Linked DNA regions of Homo sapiens: all the other regions are linked to region 1. A link is a loop called in an ENCODE intact Hi-C map of the cell type or tissue named here. Cell type or tissue: mammary epithelial cell. All regions are shown on one strand.

Region 1 (8,000 bases):
GGATCTGTAGTATTGTGTTTTTAATCAATTTATTTTTGATAACCCATTACTTTTTTCTTTTTCACTAGAATGAACTACAGATATGTTTTTATGGGTGATATTTTATTATTTCATATAAATTCACTTTCTTTTCAGCTGTATAGCACACTTTTTGAATATGGGGCCATGTCTATTACCTTATCACAGCACTATACAGCTGGTCTTCCCCAACAATCATGAGTACTCATTAAATAATTGAAATAACTATTATAGTTATTGCTGTTAGTACTGTGGATATATAAACAGCAAAATGCATAACGTTAATGTTAAATAATGAATGTTTAATAGTGAAGATACATAGATAAAAGGTTAGTAAAATTAAGTGTAATCAATGGTATTATTGGAACAGGTACCTTTTATAATATTGATATATTAATAAGTGGTCAATTTCACTTGAGGATTTAAGAATCAGTAATCAGAGTAGTTGACACTTTCACTGTGCATTGTGAGTCAAATTCATTCTTGACCAGTTGAACACAGTTGGAAATAAAGTGGCGTACCAAAGCTGGCACATAAGAGACAATTGTGCATATCTTGTTCTGCTTTTGTGCTCTGTAATGTCATATAGGTTAATGAAATTGGTTATGATGGAAGTATTTAAACCACAGAAATTGGTAAACATTATATATCAGGACTTGAAATTTTTTCTTAGAGAGGAGGTGGTTAAACACTTACCAACACATCACTGGGAAAGGTATTCTAGAAAGAGGAGGTAACATGAAGAAAGCAAAGAGGTTAGAAAGAGTATGTGTTAGCAACGTTCTTCAGTCTAACTTAAAACTTACCCAAAGCATTTTGCATTTCCTCCCACAAAAAAAGGGCTCTGACATGGGCTATGATGGACAAAGATATGTAGTTTCAGCCCCATTTCAATGAAAGACTTGTAGCCCCAGCTGCTGGCAGTAAGTCCAGTAGAAAGCCTTCAATTTTTTTTTTTTTACCTTTTCAGGAATTGCCTCAGCTGGAGAAATGAGCCTTGCCTGGGGTCATCCACTGACACATTCAATGACTAATGTAGAAAGTTGGAAAGGTCTGGCCCCTTCAGCCCAGTGAATTTCACTGGGCAATTTTATATCCAGGACTCCCCGTGATGTTGGACAAGGCTATCTTCAGGCCTGATTCACAGGTCAACTTTTCCCTCTGCCCAATCCTACCCACTTTCATTCCTTTTCATTTAAGATGATTATCCCAGGGATTCTCTTATTAAACAAACTGCACACTAAATTTTACCTCAAAGTCTGCTTCCCAGAGAACCCTGAAATGAGAAGTTCTCAGAAAACCTGTGACGTAAAGGTGTTAGGGGTGGCTAATATCCAAGTCTCATGACATCAAATATATTACTGGTGGAAGGTATTCAAGTTACCAGTGGCAAATCCATACGGGTCTGCAGCAACCTCAATTTTTGCCTCCTCAGAAGAAAGAAATTGACTGAGGGGCATAAGGCAGAGAAAGAGATCAAGGCAAGTTTCGAGCAGGAGTGGAAGTTTATTTAAAAATGCTTTAGAAGAGGAAAAAAGGAAAGTACGCTTGGAAGAGACCCAAGGGTAAATTGAAGGACAAGTGCTGTGTTTAACCTTAATCCTAGGACCTTATAGTCTGGCGCCTTTCCCGTGATCCTTCCCTTAGAGTGGGCTACCCACATGCACAGTGCCCTCCTTACCCTTAGGAAGTGAGCATGCACAGTGTGTTTAGGAAGTTGTACACGTGCCCATCTGAGGCTTTCTTCCCTTTCTCGGTGGTGTGCCCTCAGAAGGTCATACTCCTTCATTTTGTCTCTTAATGCACATGTCTAGAAAGTTACTTCCTTTTGGCATCTGCATTCTATTAGCAGTTTAGTGCAACAGGTGTGGACCATCAGGAAATGGCCTCTCCCTGGCGCAGGCTGCCAATTTATCACTTTTAGAGAGGCAATGTGATAATTGCCCAACCATTGCCTAACATTACTAGTGGGTAAGCTAGAGCCCTTTCCTGCCCCACTCATGCCTAACTACCTGTAACATAGAAAGATAAAATAAAATTCTCAAGGATTCCTTTTTTTCAGGCAGATGAAACAGGATGAGAATTCAAGAGCAAATATCCATGGTTTTTAAATCTCTTAAGTTTCAAGCGGAAGATCAAACACAGTGTGTAAGCCTGGAGAACTAAAAATAACCTATAATTCAAGTTGACATTGTGAGATGTATGTATACAACCATCTTCTACAATCTATGTACTTTCTTAATAGTATGTCTGATGACTAGAAATGTTCTTAATTTTAATTAAGTCCAACTTATAAATTTGCTTTTATGTTTAGTGCTTTTGTGTATTTTTAAGGAGATATTTGCCTATTCTGTCATTCAGGATCCAGTAAGAAGACAAAAATCACACAGTAATTTGAATAGAGTTTATAAATACAAATACTTATTAATTTCATAAGGAAATCAACTTTAAAGAAGGTAAAGACAACGCTGAGTAATACCCTAGAGCTAAGAGAGAATATTGAAAGAAAAAACAAACTTGGAAAATGGGGAAGGTACTCCCCAAGCCCGAGGTTGAAACTTCATTTGAGAATGCATAGTCTTAGCATCCTGGATGCCAGAAAAGGTCATTACATTGCATGTGTTTAGAAAGACACTTCTGTGGGGTATAGGTGAACCAAGGCTGAGAGACTAAGATTCCTTTTCAGGACTGAGTAGTAGGAAGCACCAGGTGAGCTGAGGCTTGTAGGCAGGGAACTATAGTTGGCATTGGCAAGCAAATGATAACCCCCCTTTGAAGTACAGGTGGGCAGCAAATCACAGTTTGGACTGACAAGCTGGAAACACCCCTCCAGGGTCCAAATAGGTTATTTGGGAAGCCAGTCCCTAGAGTAACTGCAAGACTCAGTAAGAGTCTAGCCATATGGGTATTGTTGAAATTTGATAGGATGAGTATTACTAAATATTTCTCATTACACGCCTCTGGTAGAAGAGAGAGAATAATCAAAGAGAAGTACACACGAACTTCTCTTACAAGTGTCCCTGCGGCACCCTCTGCTGGCCAAGTTTAACATCATGAATCTGTGAAGGAAAAAATGTCCATTGAGCCCAGTTCCATTGTTGCAGAGTAAGCAATGAAGTCTATATTTGAAACTGGGACAATAAATAAATAACTGACACATTTGCTGATATTATCAATGATGTCCTTCTGTGTAATTTTTGAAAGTTGTAAGGCTTTCCTTTTGATATTTCTAAATACAACACATGTAGAATTTATTTTTATGAATGATGAGGTAAGGTCAAGGCATATTTTTTGATATGAATACATAGTTCAGTCAGAACTATGTAAAAGAAAATAAAAATTGAAGGACCCCCCAAACTTGTGCAGAAGTAAAGACTAAGTCCTGAAGCTGAATCATTGCAACACTCTCTTCCACATGAATAACTGTTACTAACATTATATATCAGCCAGACTGGAAAGGTAAATGGCCTCAGGCATCTGGGAAGGGCTACCCACAGATCATTCATAAGTAAATTCTTTGCTTGCCTCCCATAAACAAGGACACGCTAGTTGTAAATTTAGGTCCACAATCCAGGTCTAGCTCCTAAAACTCCACACCGATTATGTCACTTACAAGTTTATCTTCCCAGGTGCAGAAAAGTCAAGATTCATTTTCTTCACCTACCCAGAGACGACTACATGATTGAGTCTTCCTTTACTCCCTTTCTCGCTTCAGACATTCACCTTATCTTACGTAAAATGTAGATTTACTGAACACTAACTGAAGTCTCAGGAATGTAACTATTTCCCCTACTGCCCAACCTACATGCCTCCCCCTTCCCCCTTTTAAGGAAATGGATAAATACACAATGTCCTGAAAACCTTTGTGGAAATAGCCACAGATGTGTCGGTGGCTTTTGTTTTTCCCAGAAGTGCCCTAAACCTGGCTTAATAAACTTCAGTGATTGAGACTTATGCCTCAGTGACTCATTTTGGTTTTCAATCATCTATTGAATAAAGCATTATTCATCCCCTGTACCACAGTGCTTCCATTGTCATATGGTGAAAATGTATATATTTGGGTCTATTTCTCATATTTCTCTTCTGTTCCATTGGACATAATTTTCTATCATTCTGCTAATCCATGACTGTTGTTAATTATGATTTTATGGTAGGTTTTGTTATAAGGTAGTGTGAGCCCAACAGTATGAGGGTTACTTGTTCAAATGCCCTTAACTATGTTGGTATTTGATATGGTTAGGTTTTTTGTTCCCACTCAAATCTCAACTTGAATTGTAATTCCCATTATCCCCATAATCATCACATGTCAAGGGAGAGACCAGGTGGAGGTAATTGAATCATGGGTGCTGTTTCCCCCATGCAGTTCTTGTGATAGTGAGTGAGTTCTCACAAGATGTGATAGTTTTATAAGAAGCTCCTTACCCTTTGCTTGGCACTTCTCCTTCCTGCTACCTTGTGAAGAAGGTGCCTTCCTTGCCCTTCCCCTTCTGACATGATTGTAAGTTTGCTGAGGCCTCCCCAGCCATGCCGAATTGTGAGCCAATTAAACCTCTTTCCTTTATAACTTAACCAGTCTCAGGCAGTTCTTTATAGCAGAATGAAAATGAACTAATACAGTAAATTTGTACCAGGAGTGGAGTGGGAGTCAAAAGTGATCATTTTGAAACTTTAAGGTTTAATGACTTCCTTGTTGGATTTGAGATTTGCATAGGGCCTGTAGCCCCTTTATTTTGGCCAATTTATCCCATTTGTAATGAGTATATTTACTTAATGCCTCTACCCCCATTTTATCTAGGAAGTAACTAACTTGCTTCTGATTTTACAGGCTCATGGGTGGAAGGATCCTGCCTTGCCTCAGATGAGACTTTGGACTTGAAATTTTGGGTTAATGCTGGAATGAACTAAGACTTTGTGGGACTGTTGGGAAGGCATGATTGGTTTTAAAATGTGAATAGGACATGAGATTTGGAAGGGACCAAGGGCAGAATTATATTGTTAGGCTTTATGTCCCACCCAAATCTCATCTTGAATTGTAATCCCCATAATCCCCACATCTCTAGGGAGAGAACAGGTGAAGGTAATTGAATCATGAGTGCAGTTTGCCACAGGTAGTTCTCATGATAGTGAATGAGTTCTCGTAAGATCTGATGGTTATATAAGGGGCTCTTTCTCCTTTGCTCAGCACTTCTTCTTTCTGCCACCTTGTGAAGAAGGTACCTTGCTTCCCCTTAGCCTCCTGCCATAATTAAACTGTGAGTCAATTGAAACTCTTTCCTTTATAAATTACCCAGTCTAGGGTAGTTCTTTATAACAGTAAGAAAATGAACTAATGCAGTATTTGTGTTTCTATATTAAGTTTTATATAAGGTATTAAATTTCTACAAAATTCTAAACTCAATTTGTAACCTGATTTAATGTGATTAGCCACTCTTACTATATGAAGTCTTCTAATCTGTGAACAGAGTACATCCCTTGATTGAAAAAAAGTGTCTTAAATTTCTCTCAATAGTATTTGAAATTTTAAGTTTAGAAGTCTTGTACTTCTTTTACTAGGTTTTTAGGTCTCTGTATTTTCAACACCATTATAAATATTATATTTTCAATTTCAATTTCTATGTGCTTTTGAATATAAGCATATGTTTTTTGGATATAAAAAAGATATCTACCTACCCTGATCAATTAACTTATTGATTCTCATCACTTGTAGTGAGAGTATTTTGCATACAGTTCAGCAATATTGTCTGTAAGTAATGATGAGGCTTTATTTGTTTGGTCTTGCTCAACTAAAGCTCCTTCAGGAAAGAATTTCTGTTTCTATCCCCCCATAGCACTGAATCCTGTGACTATATTATGTCTCAATAAACGAACAGATTCAGCGAATGTAACATTGCATCCAATGGGCTCTTCTTGCCTGCTGCCCAGATAGAGCTGATTTATTGAAGCAGGGGATTGCAAGGGAGAAAGAGTTTTACATAGAGAGCCAGCTAAATAGAAGTTCAAAGTTTTATTATTACTTAAATCAGCCTTCCTAAGAATTTGGAGGCTAGGGTTTTTCAAAGGTAGTTTGGAGGAAGAGGAGGGGTGGCTAAGCAATGGGTGCCTGCTGCTGATTGGTTGGGAGTGCAATCACAGGGGTATGAGAAATGGTCCTCATAAGCCTGAGTCATTTCTGGGTGGGGCCACAGGAGTGATTGGCACATGTAGGAGCCACTGGTCATCACACATGCAAAAAGCCTGAAAAGATATCTCAAAAGGCCAATTCTAGGTTGTATAATAGTGATGTTATCTGCAAGAGTAATTAAGGAAGTCGTAAGTCTTGCGACCTCCAGAATAATGGCTGGCAATTGTTTATGTCTACACTTTAGCAGAATTCCGGCTCCTCTATCCTCCTAGCCTAGTGATCTCTCATTAACTTTACAAAGGTGGTTGAGTTTTGGGGAAGGGCTATTATTATTTTAACTATAAATGTCTTCCAAAGTTAGCTTGACCCAAGCCCAGGAATGATTAAGGGAAGTCTGAAGAATAAAGGCAAGATGGGGGTTGGTTAAATCAGATCTCTTTCGCTGCCATAACGTTGCCACTGTATAATTTTTGCAAAGGTGGTTTCACAAAGATGGCACATTTCTATAACTAAGAGTGTGCCTTAAGAAATGTTCAGTATTAGTATATAAAATTTAAACAATTCCCAATTAGTAATTAGACTTGCACATCTTAAACCATGCCACTCTCCATTAACATGCCAACTTGCATGCATCCTCCACATGAACTCTGAATTGGGCTTAATGATGATGTTGTCTTTCTGTGACCACACAAGAGCTTCTCAGATCACACACACACACAAACACACACAAACATTAGCTTACTCTTTCTTACACTATGAATTAATAACAAGATATTTTAAAAGTGTGGATGACATTAAAATCTAAAAAAGAAATATCTCAATGTATCCATTTTAATACACTTCAATCATTTTTATTGATAAAGAAATCTTACTCTTAAATGTTACATATAATTGTTTGTTTTCTCATTCAGCTTAGTCAACAAGGTTTATAAATTTTTACTAAGAGATCCATTAATATAATTATATAATAAAAATTGATAAAAAATAATGGGATTGAATGAGATTTGGGAGAATGGTGTTATCATGATACCCTAGGAATATAGAATCAGTGATAAATCTTCAAGAAGAAAGAGTAAATTACCATTTAAACTAAGTCTTATTCAACTCGATGGAGGTGAAAATAAGGGGCAAAATATTATTAGACCGATAGTCAATGGCTTTTCTTGTTCATATTTTCTTGTAGTTGTTTTACCTTTTCAAAGCCAAGAAAGCTAAATCTCAAAACCCAAGTTTATTTGAAAAAAATGCATATTTCAGAATGCCCGCATATTAAATTAATGTGTGAAATGTAACTTAGACACACATTTCCCAAGGGAAAAATGTTTGCTGTCTTAAAAGATATATGCATGGAAATCCAAGTCATGGTTAAAAGCTCTTTAATACTCATGAGTTTGGATCCAGAGAAAGTAATCTTATGATTGAATTATTTAATAGCTATAAAATTTGATGCACCCTTTAAAATACTTGTCAATGTCTTTGAGAGAAGTTTCAGTTCAGGATTCAAAATATGGGGTCACAAAATTGGCACACCCACAAAATACTAATAATAACTAATTTTAAAACAACCCTGTATTAAAGGAAAAGGGAATCAATTTTTGATTATCTGTTATTGATTATTTAATACATTCTAAATGTTATACATTTATTAACACATCGAATATTTACAAAAATCCTGTTGCTTAAAATTATTATGAAACTCATTTCATAAACAAAGAAAAAGAAGTGAAAAGACGTTAAGTAGTTTTCTTAGTCACACAGATAGTTAAGTGCCAGAATTGGAATTCAAAGGTAAGGAACCTCTCTATCTACAGTGTTCTTTTTTTTTTTTTTTTTTTTTTTTTTTTGGAAGGGGCCTCGCACT
Region 2 (8,000 bases), 380 kb before region 1:
TGGCACATGTATACATATGTAACTAACCTGCACAATGTGCACATGTACCCTAAAACTTAAAGTATAATTAAAAAAAAAAAAAAGAAAGGGTATAATTACCTAGGTTGTAAACTAGCCTAAACCAAATTCTTTGGTGAGGTGGGAGAGGGAAGTTAAGTGGGGGCCTGACTGACAGGTGCCTAGCTGTTGGGTGAAAGGGGAAAGCAAGAAGAGGGGATGGCTTCGTACATTCTGCTTCTTGGTTTCTTTGTAGCCTGCTTAAACCTATTTCAAGGCCTTTAGAATTGAAAATGGACCACCACATGTATGCTATTTTTTACAAATATCAGGCATTCAACTGTTCTTACCATGTTCAAAGAAGACAAATGCTCATCTGTAACCAATCTAGCTGTTTCTGCACCTCACTTCCATTTTTTTCTATGTCACTTTCCTTTTCCTCTACATAAATATTAGATCATATAGCAGCCCTGGAGTTGCTCTGAACCTGTTCTGGTTTTGAGGGCTGCACAATTCAGAAATCATTCTTTCCTCAGTTGAACTCTACTAAATTTGTCTTAAGTTTATCTTCTAACAGATGGTGTTAGAAGTGGGATTAAAATTCGAGCTTTCAGTGATCCCCAGGAGCATGAATTGACCCAGTGAGGTACCCGTCAGACCCGTTGTGTCCATTGCTCCCTCACAGCAAGTGGGGAAATGGGGCTCATGGGTATATTCTTGCTCCAATTCTAAAGCTCTGTGGATTTGTGTTTTGAGTTATATGAGTTTGAGCACATTTTTTATCTGAATTGGGCTCAGAAGTTGTGACGGAAACTGGACTGGGTGAAGGATCAGACTGGGTCTGATAATCAACTGGATTGGATCTAGTTAGAAGCCTTGAATATCTGAGTGGATCAGACAGAACCTGGCAGGAAATGGCAGTACTGAATTGGCTAGATTGTCTGGGGTATATACCCTGGGGTTCGTTTTCACGCACCAGGAAAATATAGAACAGAGACACACACGAGGAGTTTAAGAGCAGAGGTTTAATAGGTAGAAGAAAAGAGAAAGAGAAATAGCTTCCTCCATAGAGGAAGGGTTCTCTGAGCAGAAAAGAGCAAGCAGAAAGGATTGAGCAGAAAAAAAGACCAGAAATATTCCAAGCAAAAGTCAAAAAGTTTGCTTTAACTTTCGGAGTGAGTGCAGTCCATTTACTTCTTGTTTTGCTTGACATTCATGAACATTTCAGTTCTTCATAAGTCCCATACGTTCTTTCTCTATTCCAATGTTACAATCTTCAAAGCTATTAAAAACCTGATTTGAGAACACCTGTTAAAGTCTTATAGCTTGACTATAGCCCATCTTTTCAGAAGGAACAAAGCGAGACAACAATTGTCTGCAAATGACAACATTTTCATGGTAGTTACAGTTAAAAACATGACTGACAAAGAAGTTTAGTTATCTCCACGGCTTGTGATAACTTTACCCTTAATTATGATTGATAGCATATATTCAGACATTAGAATTTTAGAAATCTCATACAACTTTGGAACATATATTAGTATTATTCACCAGAATATGACTTAAAGAAGACTTGACATCATTTTGGAAATCTCATGTGACTAAACATGTCAAATAATCCTGTTTACTTCTTCTATGGATGTTTCAGGGGCCCTCTGAGCCATCTAGAAAGCCAGGCAGCAGGAAAGACAATTTTGAAACTTGAGGTTTGATTTTGGGATGTCTGTTAAATGCTAGAGGTTTAAAACACTGGATGTTATGAAGTAGAATTCCAGAATGCTAGAAATTATTTATTTTGCCAAAATGATGACTCAAAAGGCAAAAACCTTTCAGTAGCATTACTATTACATGAAAATCCTGTTTAAAGCCATATTTCACCCTTGCATTAGTTTATTAATGTTAACCCAATTTTATTTATTTTTTATTTTTTTGAGACAGAGTCTTGCTCTGTCACCCAGGCTGGAGAGCAGAGGCACAATCTCAGCTCACTGCAACTTCTGCCTCCTGGCAGAATCAAGTGATTCTCCTGCCTCAGCCTCCCAAGTAGCTGGGAGTACAGGTGTGCACCACCACACCCAGCTAATTTTGTATTTGTAGTAGAGATGGGGTTTCACCATGTTGGCCAGGCTGGCCTTGAACTCCTGACCTCAAGTGATCTGTCTGCATTGGCCTCCCAAAGTGCTGGGATCACAGGCATGAGCCACTATGCCCAGCCCCAATTTGTTTAAATGAAACCTTATAGATGATTCCATCTAACCTTAACCAATTTGACCATGAGGTGAAATCTTTACAAACCTTTTACAACCCTTTTGCTAAAGGCCAGATAAGCATCTTAAGACCACCTTGCTGTGCTTTTATTTTGATGCTCAGTTTATGAAAAGACCATATATTCAAAAGATCCTTTTGAATTAATGTTTACACACTTTTGCAAGATTAATTTTTACAATCTTTCTATAACTTGCTTAAACCTCTAGCTCTGTCTTATCAAATTTAATATAATCCTTCATCCCTGGGCAAAATTAACATTTCCATTCTTTCCTATAATCTTTTACTAAAGACACATTTTACTGTTTTTATATGCCTTTCATATAAAACTATTTAGTGATCATGTTGCTCTGTTACTCTTAGCAACCGTTACTTTTGGTGAAAAACCTGGTTAGTAAGCGATTTTAATTATGTGCCATGTGTGGCGCTTAGGACCCAGACAGAAGTGCAGATAAGGCTTGTCTCTTTCCAGATTCTAACTCCCTGTGCCTTACCTAACTGTAAAGCAGGCAGTATACAACCTCGAACCATTTAGCAAACCTAGTATCTAAATTGAATGATTTAGACCACCTATTGCATTTTGATGACACTTGCATTTTACCGATAATCCTTAAGACTATTTTTACTTCTTACAGATTAAACTATTTGCTTTTAATTCCTGTGGTTTCACGAGGAAAACAGGGTTTTTTTTTTTTTTTTTTTTCCCAAAACAGGGTCTGTGGTGCCTCGTAGTTCCATGCTACCAGAAGTTATCTTAGGGCGTCTTATGTGTGCATTAAGAGTGGCAAGCCAAAAAATGGAGAAAAATAATTCAGTTGACTGAGAAGAAAAAAAACTTTTTCCAGAAAGACAAGATCCAAGAAGAGAAAAACATAAAGGCCTTTTAAATATACCTATAACTTGAATATCCACTTTTAATTAAGCTGAGAGCTTTTTAAGAAAATCCTTTTAAATCTCTTGTTACTAGACTTTAGCCATGCGAAGCAATTAAGATTTTCAGCTTTTGAACGTTACAAAAAGTAATCTCACAGGTGAAACCAACAAGCCTTAATTAGGTTATGACTTAACCTCAAGTGTATATGGTGTTTTCAAAGGGGTGATAGGCAGCTTTTAAAACTATCATTGCAAAATTATTACTGAGACAGTGGAAGAGATCTGACCCAACCAACTCCATTTTGTTTCCAGCTCCCAAGCTATCCTTGCCTATCCCTGGGCATAGGCCAAACCAACTTTTGGAGGAGCTGGGTTTATAGTTTATAGTCTAAAACAAAGATGGTAACAGCCCCTTCTTAAGATAGGCTTACCTCTTGCCTGGGGAGCAGACCAAGAAACTAGCCATAAGATTAGAAACCATGGCCTAGGAGTCATGGAGCTGAGGCTACAAGATTCTGACCCTCCCTTAACTGCTCTCAAGATTAGTCCTTAATATATTTTGTAAACCCTGCTCTTGATGGATCAGCTGGCACCACCTAGATTGACAAACTGGCTTATCTGATTGTGTGGTCCTCACCCAGGAACTGACTTAGCACAAGAAGACAGCCACCATTGTAAAATGGTGGAGACTAAAACAAAGTATTGCCATGTGGTTCCAGGTCATGTTCCCAAGGACCTGAAACAAGATGGAGGCCTGTAGTCAAGTTTGTTACTGATTATGTTGTTGGGCTGGCTTGAACAGCAGGCTTATGGGGTCCTGGGCCTGCATTCTATTTTCGCTTTTCCTTTTAGGCCTGCTATAGAAGACATATTGCTTATCTCCAAATTTCTCTGCTGCCTACAGAATTGCCTGCTTCTCAGCTGTGGTTAGGGTTTGGCTTAGAAGCAGCATAACATCCCTCCATGAGAAGTCAAATACCTAAGTTAAATTTTGGAAAGCTTCTATATACCTATCAGGGTCGTTAGAAAATTGACCTAAGTCTCCCTTTATTTGTCTAAGATCTTGTAATGAGAAGGGAACTTGAAGGGGCCCCAAATAAAGGGGAGCCTCAGATAGTTCCCCTGGGAGTTGCTTCTCTAATTTTAGAGAATTATTTTCTTTTGGACCTGCCTGATATGATTGCTAAAAGAGCTGGGTTTATTTTGCAATGCTTGCAGAGGTCTAGTAAAAAGGTCATGCCCTTGTGCAAAAGAAAATGAGCCACATTTTTGTTAAAGTTTCTGGGTCACAGAAGTCCTTGTGCTTCAGAATGCACTCCAGAGGAACTAAGCAATTAGGGCTAGTCATGCTCACCCAGGTGGCTCTAGTCCTGGGTGACTTTTGACTTCCTAGACTTGTGTGAGCCGCCTGGCTCCCTGAAAAACGGATCTCAAGAAAAACTATGTAATAGTTGGGCAAGGCCCCTTTAATGGGCGGGGGGGGGGCATGCTAGATTAAACTCTGTATCTTGCTATTATGGCCGGTGCTGAAGCATTTACCTTTATAGAATGGTTTTGGCTAACTTCCAAACTTAAAATCCCCTTACTAGTTAGGTACCACTCTAATTGGAGGCAGAATAGGTGCCTTAAGAGAACATAGGGACTGAATGGCCATTTATCTGCTGATGGGACAGTATTGAGGCTAAAATTTGGCTACAGAGGACATTTTGCTCCTAATTGTTGAAGGCAGAGCTTTCCCATTCACAGTTGAAGCCTTTCTAGCAGTGCGAAAAGCCAGGATTGGGACACCGCAGTTTATGGCATAGGACTCACAATGTGCCTCATGAAGAGGATTTCTGTTTCCACTAGGTGGCGCTGTTGGCCTAGTAATACCTTGTACTCACCAGAGAAACGGTAAAGACGTTTATTGAGTTACTGCATGTTTGCCGATCTTTCCTAACAGAACTGTTCCCCTGAATTGTAAAAATTCCTGCACATTGCATATACGGAGAGCATAGTAGACATAATGACCATGGATAGAAAAGAAAGGAAAGTTTTGTGACAGGATAGCTGGAGATCCTTTACCAACACCTGGACGGACTGTCAGAGGCTGGGTTCAGTCCAGAAGCCTTTGAATAATGCCAGGGGTTCGTTGTCGCATGCCAAGAAAATTTAGGACACAGACACAGGTGGAATTTAGGAGCAGAGGTTTAATAGGTAGAAGAGAAGAGAAAGAGGAACAGCTTCCTCCATAGAGGAAGGGTTCTCCAAGCAGAAAAGACCATGCGGAAAGGATGGAGAAGAAAAAAACACCAGCTGGCAGGGAATGCACCGATTGTTTTAGTCTGGCATGAGGAGGTGGTGTCTGATTTATGTAGGGCTCACAGATTGGTTCAATTAGGTATGACATTTACATGGCACATGGGGAAGGCTGGTCACCTTACCCTAATCTTATGCAAATGGGCTTTTCAGTTATCAGCCCCATCTGGTCTGCTCCTTAGGATACACGCGGCTGGCAGAGAAGGGAAGATGGAGCCACCATTATGAAAATGTCTAGTCCTCAGTTTCTGCGGCATTCACCCATGCAAGCTCCCAGCTTGCAGGCTGCTCTTTGTTAGAAAATGATTTGGGGGTTCCCTTGCTATCTGCCTAAGTAATTCCTTCTTAACTCCTGTATCAGTACCTCAGGGGGTGTAAACTGTGGCTTTCGAAAATTTGCAGGGATTTGTATCTTCTATTTCTTTTGTGCTTTTAGGTAGGGAAAAAATCATTGGCTAAGTTGATCAAGGGGATCTGAGAATTAAGCCAAGAATAAATGTAAAAATGGGATGCTTAATTACTGAAGAACTGAGTACTCCATCTTCTAGCGACACTTACCTATAGTATTAAGTATTAGGCCCGGGAAGCAGCACACATTGACAAAAGTCGTAAAATCTTACTAAAAATAATGAAAAATTATAATAGAAAGCTCCAAATGAACAACACTCCATTTTGAAAAGTGCATTTGAAAATTAGAGCTGTCTAATTAGGCTCATCCAGGGATGCCTATTGATGTGCAGATGCTTCTAAAAAGATTTCATTGTTTTTATTGTTTTTAAGAAAAGTCTTTATAAAAGACAAAAAGCTTAAGCAACTAATTGATAAGAAAAATTAAGTCTTCTAACCTTTTAGTCTGGTTACTACCCTGCCCTGAAGGTGAAGAGAAAGCTGGATAAAGTGTTTGTAAAAGGTAGACCCTCAGGTAAAGTAGGCTTCCTGTTTTTTTTTCAGAGCTATGCATGAGTCTACACATAGCAAATGCTTTCTTTGCACTATTCCTTAATGGGCTTCACCCTAAATGCAGTAATTTTAGGTAAAAAACAGAAGCTAAGTTAAAATGACCACCTATGGAACAAAATCAGTCTTCAAAATATACCTTTTGGCATTTAGGTGGATATTTTGAAATGCTTTTGAAAAGAAATTTACATCTATAAAGGAACTGTCCATTTGTGAGGGTGTTTGCCTCTGTACACCAAAGAGAGGAAGGACTGAGCCACTAGAAATTCTTACCATTGTATTTCATTTACATAACAAGTCTTACTTTTGTTTAAGGTGCTTTTCCTGGCCATCTTGTCTTAAATGGGCTTTTACCTACATGCTTTTTCTTTGGCTTGAGGAAATGATGGTAGGATATTTAGGTCTGAAGTCTCAGCTCTGTACTTTTAAGATACAAATTTTCCACCTTGTTTCACCTAGGAGTCATCGTTTTAGAAGTGCAAATTTAGGACTGCCTAGCTAACAGTTGCGTAGGGCAATGAAACAAGCCATTGGAAGACTGATAGTCTGAATGGGGAAAATAAAAACTGTTTGGAAGTTGACAAATGAAACATCTTAATGAAAGCTATAAGATGTGCCTCTGTCTGTTTATATGATATTTCTATGTGATTTAAGATAACATACAGCAAATAAAGCTAGTTTTAAAATTATTGTTAAAATTCCTATTTAGGAATGTCTTCAGAATTGTCAGTATTAAAAATAATTGAGACAATTTTGCTTGGGTTTACTAGTCAGATATGCTTATGCTGATCCTCTCCCTTCTCACACCCCAAACCCTCCAACAGGCCTCAGTGTGTGTTGTTTCCCCCATATATCCATGTGTTCTCATCGTTTAGCTACCTTATAAGAGAGAACATGTGGTATTTGGTTTTCTGTTCCTGCATTAGTTTGCTAAGGATAATGGCCCCCAGTTCCATCCATGTCCCTGCAAAGGATATGATCTCGTTCCTTTTTATGGCTGCATCCTATTCCGTAGTGTCTATGTACCACATTTACTTTATCCAGCCCACTGTTGATGGACATTTAGTTTGATTCCTTGTCTTTGTTATTGTGAATAGTGCTGCAATGAACATATATGTGCATGTGTCTTTATAATAGAATGATTTATATTCCTTTGGGTATATACCCAGTAATGAGATTGCTGGGTCAAAAGGAATTTCTGCCTCTAGGTCTTTGAGGAATTGCCACACCATCTTCCAAAATAGTTGAACTAATTTACATTCCCACCAACAGCATAAAAGTGTTCCTTTTCTCCACAACCTCGCCAGCATCTGTTATTTTTTGATATTTTATTAATAGCCATTCTGACTGGTGTGAGATAGTATCTCATTGTGGTTTTGATTTGCATTTCTGTAATGATCAGTGATGTTGAGCTTTTTTTCATGTTTGTTGGCTACATGTATGTTTTCTTTTGAGAAATGTCTGTTCATGTCCTTTGCCCACTTTTTAATGGGGTTGTTTTTTCTTGTAAATTTGTTTAAGTTTCTTATGGATGCTCAATATTAGACCTTTGTCAGATGGATAGCTTGCAAAAGTTTTCTCCCATTCTGTAAGTTGTTTGTTTACTCTGT
Region 3 (8,000 bases), 180 kb before region 1:
GATAAGAAATGTTGCCGTCATGTTGCCAGTCATGCTCTTTGTCAAGAGGTTGTCCTTCTGCAGTTCTATGGTCCTTTCACATTCTTACTGCTACCATGTTGATCTCATCCAACTCTCCTGCACAGACAATAGGATCAACAGCATCCTTGGTCTGTTTGCGCTTTTGTCCACTACAGGGTTTGACTGCCCTTGCATCCTGCTCTCCTATATCCTGATCATTCGATCTGTCCTCAGCATTGCTTCCTCAGAAGAGAGGCGGAAAGCCTTCAACACCTGCACATCCCACATCAGTGCTGTTTCCATCTTCTACCTCCCTCTCATCAGTTTGTCTCTTGTCCATCGCTATGGCCATTCAGCACCTCCATTTGTCCACATCATCATGGCCAATGTCTTTCTGCTAATCCCTCCTGTGCTCAACCCTATTATTTACAGTGTAAAGATTAAGCAGATTCAAAAGGCCATTATCAAGGTCTTAATTCAGAAGCACTCCAAATCTAATCATCAGCTATTTCTGATTAGAGATAAAGCCATTTATGAATAAGTGCTTTGCTACAATGGAGTAATTGTCCCAAAGTGCCCACACATGCCTCCAACAGTCCAAACTAAGCAATTTATAGGTTATGTGACATTTATTTAGTCAATTTCTTTGTCAATAAATTCATGTCATTGCCAACTAAATTATGATTTTGTTTTCAATATGAAGTGAAGAAACATATATAAACAACTAATTATATTTGTAAGCAGTATGAAAGCTACATAAAGTATTAATTCAGGCTCTGTATACAATTATAAAAGTTCACATTTAATGTGAGAAACTTTCTAAATAAGTCAGTTGTTATTTTCTGAATGACACACAGAAAACACTTTAATTAGTTTCTTTTCTTGAAATTCTTGATTATATATGCGATTCCAAAATAGAGATTCTATAGGGTGGATCCTAAAATACACATCAATGTAATTCCACATTGGGTCTTATCTAGATGGAATTATTTTGCCCTTTATTATGTGCAGGGGCTACCTAATGTAAATACAAGATACCATATTATGTGCTCAGCATCAGTTACTGCTGCTGTTAGCTGAAGAGTTAAAAGTTGGTAATTACATTGTTAACATTCTAGGAGTAAGGATAACACTATTTTTCATTTTTTTTTAAACCAAGATTTATCTTGGTGTAAGAGAATCTGTACTTTTGGCTCATATTTATCTCTATCCCTGATTTTATGGTTTCATTTATGGGCTCACTGGACTAGCAATGGCAGAGCAAAGGCTGGCTGATATCAACGTATAGATACTTTATAGCTGGTTGTTGAGTCCCTCCTCTGAAGTGAATACTCTGTAGTGAATATTAACATAAGACACAGAGCTTTTCATCCTTTGTGTGTGCTTCAATAGCACATCACATGCAGACTTTCTTACATCTCTTCTAACAAAGTTGCTAGTTCCATCTGTTGACAAATTATCCAAGCCTTTTAGCAAAGTCCTAGTCCATGTATATCCACAGACTTCAGACAACTTCTCCCCCAAACAACATTAACAACCAAGAGTACTACTCACAACTCTGCCCTTTGGAAATGTTTTCCTTCACCACTCTCCTTTATGCCATCAAAGGTAGGGCTATTGTGCCACTGCACACAATTTTTGGTTAGCATCAACTTGTCTACCAGTCTATTCATGAACTAAGCCTGAGTATTTTCCTCCTTTTCCAGAAACTTAACGAAATCCCCCATGAGGCCATGGATGTGAATTAATGCCGAGACATCCATACAACAGTGACAAGTGTCATAGGATTCTGGGCCAACTATTCACATAAATTATTTGTGCTTTTTGACCTTGTCCATCATTATCCCTACAATAATTGCTCAAATGTCTCAGATAGCATAACAACGTAAGAGTTTTTCCTGTTGCTAAGTATATTATCCTCAATTATGTGATTAAGCATCTGAAGAATAACCACAAGTAAAGCCGAAAAATTATTGGGCTGACTATGAGATAAACGTTGTTCATAACTCCATTAATCACTCTCAATAATCTTATAAGTTAACCAAAAGAGAGCATGATGATATGTTTGAGTGAACAAACTCTTTAAGAACTCTTAGATATAACCTTAGATAACCTATATATAAGAGTCCTTAAAGAGTTGGGTATTCTTTGTTTAATGAACAGTTACATTTGTAAATGACCTTAGACTGTTTGGGGGGAAATCTGGATAATTTTTATTACATACTGGTAGTAGCATTGTGGGACACTTTGTGGGGGAGACCAAGACTCATATTCAATTAATGGGTACTGTATACATGAAGTGACTTAAATATTTAAACAGGTTAAGGGATCATGACTTCCCATCATATGGCTGATGTCAGCCTGGTGCTGAGAAGTTCTCTATTGCAAATGTATGCTGGGTACATCCTAGAAGACTGTTCATTTAGCTCGTCTCCAGGAAGACTATCATATATTGCAACATATCAGTGTGGGTCCCATCACTCTGACAGCCATTCTAGCCTTTCTATCCTCTATAAAAATTATACACACTTATACGATTTTTAAGTACTGCCATGTGGTCTCAGAATTCCTTCATTCTCATTGTTAATAGGAAGCCCATTTCCACAGAAGCATCTTTCATTGTTATGTGTAGCCTACAGAGTACGGCAACTGCTGACCTTTGAAATGAACCAGACTTCCTCTTACAAATGCATTCTTTGTTGCCTCTGTGAAGACATTTCTCTTCCCTCATGGAGAAAATAATCATGTGGTAAATTCTCTTGTCCTATAGGATAAATCAATTCTAACATGTCAACTTCCCTGATATTTCTATAGTCCACATTTTACCAAGAATATTTGGCATCTCCACCTAATTTTCTGTGGTCATTATCATATCCAATCTTGAAACAACCGTCTCAGTAGTGCATTAGCACAGTTTCTGGGTATCCTTGATATAATATTGCACCTCTAATCATGGATCAATGCCTTCATGTCAATAAACTTTTCTCTGTTAATTAATATTCATACTACCACATACTTCCACTGCTGCCTGGATCTAACACCTTCAAGATCCACTCTACTCATTTGATTCCGGTTAGTCCAATTAAGTAGGTTCTGCAATGCCTTCAGTAAATAAGCTGTTTTCTCCAAAAATGTTAATAAAAATCCTCTTTTCAGGCTTTGCTGAGACCTGATTGGTTATTATTTTGGGTGCAATGAGAAATGATAGGGCAGTTCTTGTGGAGGAAAGGTATCAGTTGTGAGGCATCACACTCAGGTTTGGTTTGTGTAAGGTCTCCAGACAGTAATAAATGAATTATCTTTGAAAAGTAAGAAGGGATCTGTTTCTTCTGGCATAAAATATTCAAAAGTCTCAAGATTTGAAGACTTATTCACTCAAATGTCAACATTCCAGGAATGAGGATCTCATCATTTTCCCATTACTGTATTTCTAGTCTTTTTCAAGGTTTTTGACTTTATCACAGAAGATCTGTCAAACCTGAGCAGCCTGCCTTGTAGCTCTGCCACCTTTTTAGTGAAATCCTTTGCCTGATTTTTAGAGCTGTATAATCTATGTCTGAATGAGATAAAGGTTTCTGTCAGTGTTCCTACAGAGAACCTTTGATTTTCATGGCATACCCTGCATTGTGAGTTGGATGTCCCAATCTGATTAGCTCTTATTTCAAGATTTCTGAGGCAGATAATAAAATCAGCCCATTCCATAATCTTTAGATGTTTTAGGTAAAAATGGAAGACTAGATTCAGATCCATAGTTACTATATAAACTAATACCTTACCTTCCACCTGAACTTCATCCAGTCAATCACAAATGAGTGTGTTAGTAATTGTGATGCCATTGAATTTCAAGGATTATTGTCAGCCTTCTGACTGCTAGCAACCAGATTTTGTTATCAATTGAGCATGTTAATGATAATGTGCTTCCAGGGACCATGAATGAGGAACAACTGAAGTTAAAGAAGGAGAAAGAATAAGATGATAGAAAACACCTCATTGAGTTTGATGCTGCGTTAATCAGGGTTCAATCAAAAGACAGAAATCATACAATAATTTTAACAGGAAAAATTTAATTTAGAGAATTATTAACAAGGAGCTAAAATAGTGGAGAAATTAGCTTGTTAAAGAGAGTTATAAAGAATTCAGTAGAAACAGCTATAAGGGGCAACCATTACCCCAAGCACTGGGATAAAGCACCTAAGGAGGATTCCTTCCCTTGCACTAGGCTGGTGAACTCACAAAAGGGCCTTATCAGTGAGGTTTTCCATAAATCTGCCCTCTGATAGTTGCAGGAAAGGCCTTCCGTAAGAAGGTGCCAAGCCCCAGAACTCTCTAAGTGCAAGGGAAACTGCTGATTATTGGGCGTTGCTGTACCTGGGAGCTGGAAAGACTGTTCTTTCTAGGAGTATAATGCGTTTCCATGTGTGGCTGTACCTGGGGTGGCTCCAGCCCACCTTCTCTGGATAAGTTGAGTGACTACCTTGCTAGAAGACTAGTCCCATGGGGCCCCTGATGTGCACACAGATATTCAGGGCTAAGGAGAAGATATAGAAGAAGCTATCTCAGCTTCAGTGCTGGCCTATTATGCCTATGGTTCCAGGTTATGCCATTGTTGTTTCAGTGGAGAGCTGGAGAACAAGCTCAGTGGTGAAATGCTGAAGAAAGCTATGCACTGCTGGAACTGAGCCCTGGAGGAACCACACAGAGCCAAGCAATAAAGAAAAATCATGATTTGTAGGAGTCTGGTTGGCAAACCACAATAAAACCAGGAAGAGAAAAACCTCTTCTTCTCCTTTCAGTGTGCCTCCACTACCCTCTACTGACAAATCTTAACATTGTACCAGCTAGCAAAACATTATAAGGCCCAACATCTTCATCACAGAGCAGGTAAAAAGGAATTTGGAGGTTGAGAAATGGCATATCAATAATAATCCAGATACCATTATGGGTGACTATTGCCTAATCCTACAGGGCCACCTCTGAAGCCTTATCAAATACGTCTCGGGATACTCAACCCAGGAAAATAAAAAGACAGAAACAGTTAATCCATTGGATCCTTTTTCCCATTGCTGAAAGTCTACCTCATGAATCCTTAATTTCCCCCTATTTCTGGGTTGTACATGCATGGATACCAAGTGAGTACATGTAGATATTTCATCATTCAGTGTCAGTCTTGGGGCAAGAAACAAGAGGTACATGGCACGCGCCTAGGTTGAGAGGTTTTCAGATTCTTCCTGCGAAAAGCCAGCCAATGACTAAATGAGTCTGATTGCTGTAACAGTGATTGGAAAATGAGGCTAAAAGATTTGCGGTGATGCACTAGAAGCAGCGAATTCACAGGGTCAACTGATGTTCTATCCTGGAGAGCTTGTAGGTTCACAGAAAATGCAGTCACCTCAGAATGAGGTATGAGCCATTTCTTCTGCTGTACTGAAAATCTATCCTTGATCTTTTTTGTTATTGTTTTTGGTGCAAGTTCTGTTATTTAATCCTGTAAAGTCAATTAAAATGATATGCTTACCAACTTGTTTCCTTTTTTTAAAAACTCCAAATAGAGAAGAAAAATGATCCTGAAAAAGGTATCCAGGGGCCAAGTCTTTTAGAAAGTATGGGGATAGCTCCAGGGCAATGGAGAAAGTGCTATGAGCACATAAAGTATACAGAAGTGGTCTCAGGAAGGCTGCTGAGAGAAAAATGCTTTTGCAGGGAATATTTATTATTTCTAAGTTTACACCCTTTTATGTTAAAATGGTGATATTAATAATAATATTGTTATTATTTATTGTTGTTAACAATAAATAAAAAGGAGAAGTAAGGGAAAGCAGAAATGGAGGAGGAAGAGCTAGGGTAGCAAGTCAAATCAGAGAAAAAAATAGAAGAAAGATAATAGATTTTATTTCATCTTTTTCCTAAAAATTACCTAAATTTAGCCTTTCCAAGATGAGAGTTCTAATTGTTTTTCTCCCTAAAAAAAAAAACACAACACAACAAAGACAAACTTGTAATTTTTATCATAGTTCTAGTTGCTTTTTTGACCTGGTGACCCTGTAGCCTTTTCTGGATCTGGAGACCAATTAATTTTCCACTCAAAATGATGTAGATACATGTCAGGAACTAATAGAAGGATGTGCCATAAGGCAAACATGAGCCATATAAATTCCATTATGATTGTGGACTGATGCTGGAAAAAATACATCAACATTAGAAACTTGCACTCCTTTTGGTAATACTCTAGTTAAAATATACATTTTTCTGAATGTGAAAAATCAAATTGAATTATGTCTCCTATCTGTGTATAAGAATAGGAATGTGAGGAAGCAGTGCTCCTCGTTTTTTGAAGCCATTGTAGACTGAAGAGGTGCTCTTCATTACCTGCTAAAAACTGCTCTAGGTTTAGGCTCAAGGTTTTCTGGAAGTTTACCTCTAAAAGTTTCTGAAAGCTTTTTATATTGATTATCCTACTCACTGACGATCCATAGTTGTCCTCTGAGCTATAAGCTCAATAAAAGCAATGCATCTATTTTGGTCATCTGTGTTTCTCAGTAGCTGGACACAATGCATTGTTCATAATAGGTCATCAAGAAATACACATCAAATAAATGAATGATGATGGCAATAGATATGCTGTTTGTGGTAGGTAACATAAGAATTGATGGGGAAAGGAATAAAATTTACTTGTACTATCTATTTTAGAAAGCGGGGGGAGATTTTTTATTATCAGAAAAGGTATTTTCCTAATGGGTGGAGGTTTGAATAAAGATTAAAGTTTGAATGAACACAACCGTTTAGGGTTATCTTCTCTAATTAGGATAATCTAACTAGGTCTGCAATGCTCTCTTGGTTCGACACTTATGTGCTTCTTTTCTAGGCCTTAATTATATTTTCATGACAGCTGCAATTTGCCAGAGCAATAAGTTGAGAAACTAGGCTGGATATTTTGGGCTAGAATTAGAGTAGGCCTTCATGGTTATTTTGTTCTGGTCCAGTAATAATAAAGAGGACCATTTCAAAGGATATTCTGTATCGCTTTTGTCTGTCATCCTCAGCAAGCAGCTCTAAATATATTCAGGGCCTAACAAATCTGGTTTCAGTCACCCATCTGCCCGGGAGTTTCAGTGCTGCCTCTACCCAAGTCCAGTGAAGCCTTGAGTCTAGGGGACCTAAGGCTTTAGGAAAATAATACAGTGTTTAACTAGGACTGACATTTTCCTGAAGGCAGAATATTAGGTATCATAATCCTGACTGTATTTCTACTGGCATGATCTTGCAGTAAAAGGCTACTAAATACCAAAAAAATTCTGACCTTAAGTAGGGTTTACAGCTTTATCAGAGCTCTGCATATTATCAAATCTTCAGCGGTGTTAAGCCAACTAGGCCCATGTTATAGTATAAGTCTGCTAGTTTACTGGACTCTTTTCTCCACTTTTCTGCCTGTCCTAACTGATTACTACAGCCCCCAACTCCATCACATCACCTCTTGTATTAACCTGAAGATGAAGTCATCATTGTCGGCTATCTAAGTTGGTTCATTTATGTGATATACTTTGTTTCAGGCCAATAGTATTTTGCTAAATCTTATTTTCTATTTTCTTTATCTGAAAATCATATGCCCCTGCACAACTTGCCAGCAGAATTATACAATTTATTTATTTCTAATTTTCAAAGTTACTGGGCTGAACAATTTCCCTTCTGAACGTGAGGGTCTGAGATATTAAGCATGCTGTGACCCTGGGCATTACTTTTTGTTTTGTGAGATTAAGTGCCTTTGAGGACCAATAAATGTTAAGGGGCTAGATATAAGACAATGGGGAAAGAAGGAGCCTATGATAAATTAGAGACCTTGTTACTTACCTAAAGCCATCACATTAAAAATCTGTCTAGACATTGTGATGACCAAACAGAACACATTTGTGGGCAGGATTCCACCTCAAGTCTGCCTGTCTCTGACCTCAGTGACTGGCTTATGTTGAGCCTTTTAAGACATACACTGAATCTTAGATAGAGCC

What was found. Peaks named below come from ENCODE experiments on the same cell type or tissue, not always from the same donor. Only the 100,000 strongest peaks of a DNase experiment are listed, where the experiment ranks them.
Region 2: it touches region 1 in a loop (9-fold over the local background); 77 of 110 quality-filtered maps call a loop at or near these places.
Region 3: it touches region 1 in a loop (7-fold over the local background); 3 of 110 quality-filtered maps call a loop at or near these places.

What each region holds. Positions count from the first base shown.
Region 1 is chr11:5,001,583-5,009,582 of GRCh38, forward strand. It overlaps OR51L1 (olfactory receptor family 51 subfamily L member 1), which reads left to right. Exons shown (of 3, transcript NM_001004755.2): 3 at 1-3,954. Among named protein-coding and RNA genes, the nearest start is that of OR51L1, 11 kb to the left of the region's middle. In mammary epithelial cell, a CTCF peak has its summit at 3,057 (motif pointing left); DNase peaks (open chromatin) are centred at 3,029 and 3,499; H3K27ac peaks cover 487 bases.
Region 2 is chr11:4,621,408-4,629,407 of GRCh38, forward strand. No RefSeq gene overlaps it. Among named protein-coding and RNA genes, the nearest start is that of OR51D1, 12 kb to the right of the region's middle. In mammary epithelial cell, a CTCF peak has its summit at 4,974 (motif pointing right); a DNase peak (open chromatin) is centred at 4,994; H3K27me3 peaks cover 285 bases.
Region 3 is chr11:4,821,874-4,829,873 of GRCh38, forward strand. All of the region lies in intron 2 of MMP26 (matrix metallopeptidase 26), which reads left to right. It overlaps OR51F2 (olfactory receptor family 51 subfamily F member 2), which reads left to right. Exons shown (of 1, transcript NM_001004753.2): 1 at 1-583. The coding sequence ends at 541. Among named protein-coding and RNA genes, the nearest start is that of OR51F2, 4.6 kb to the left of the region's middle. In mammary epithelial cell, a CTCF peak has its summit at 4,817 (motif pointing left); no DNase peak of the experiment used is centred here.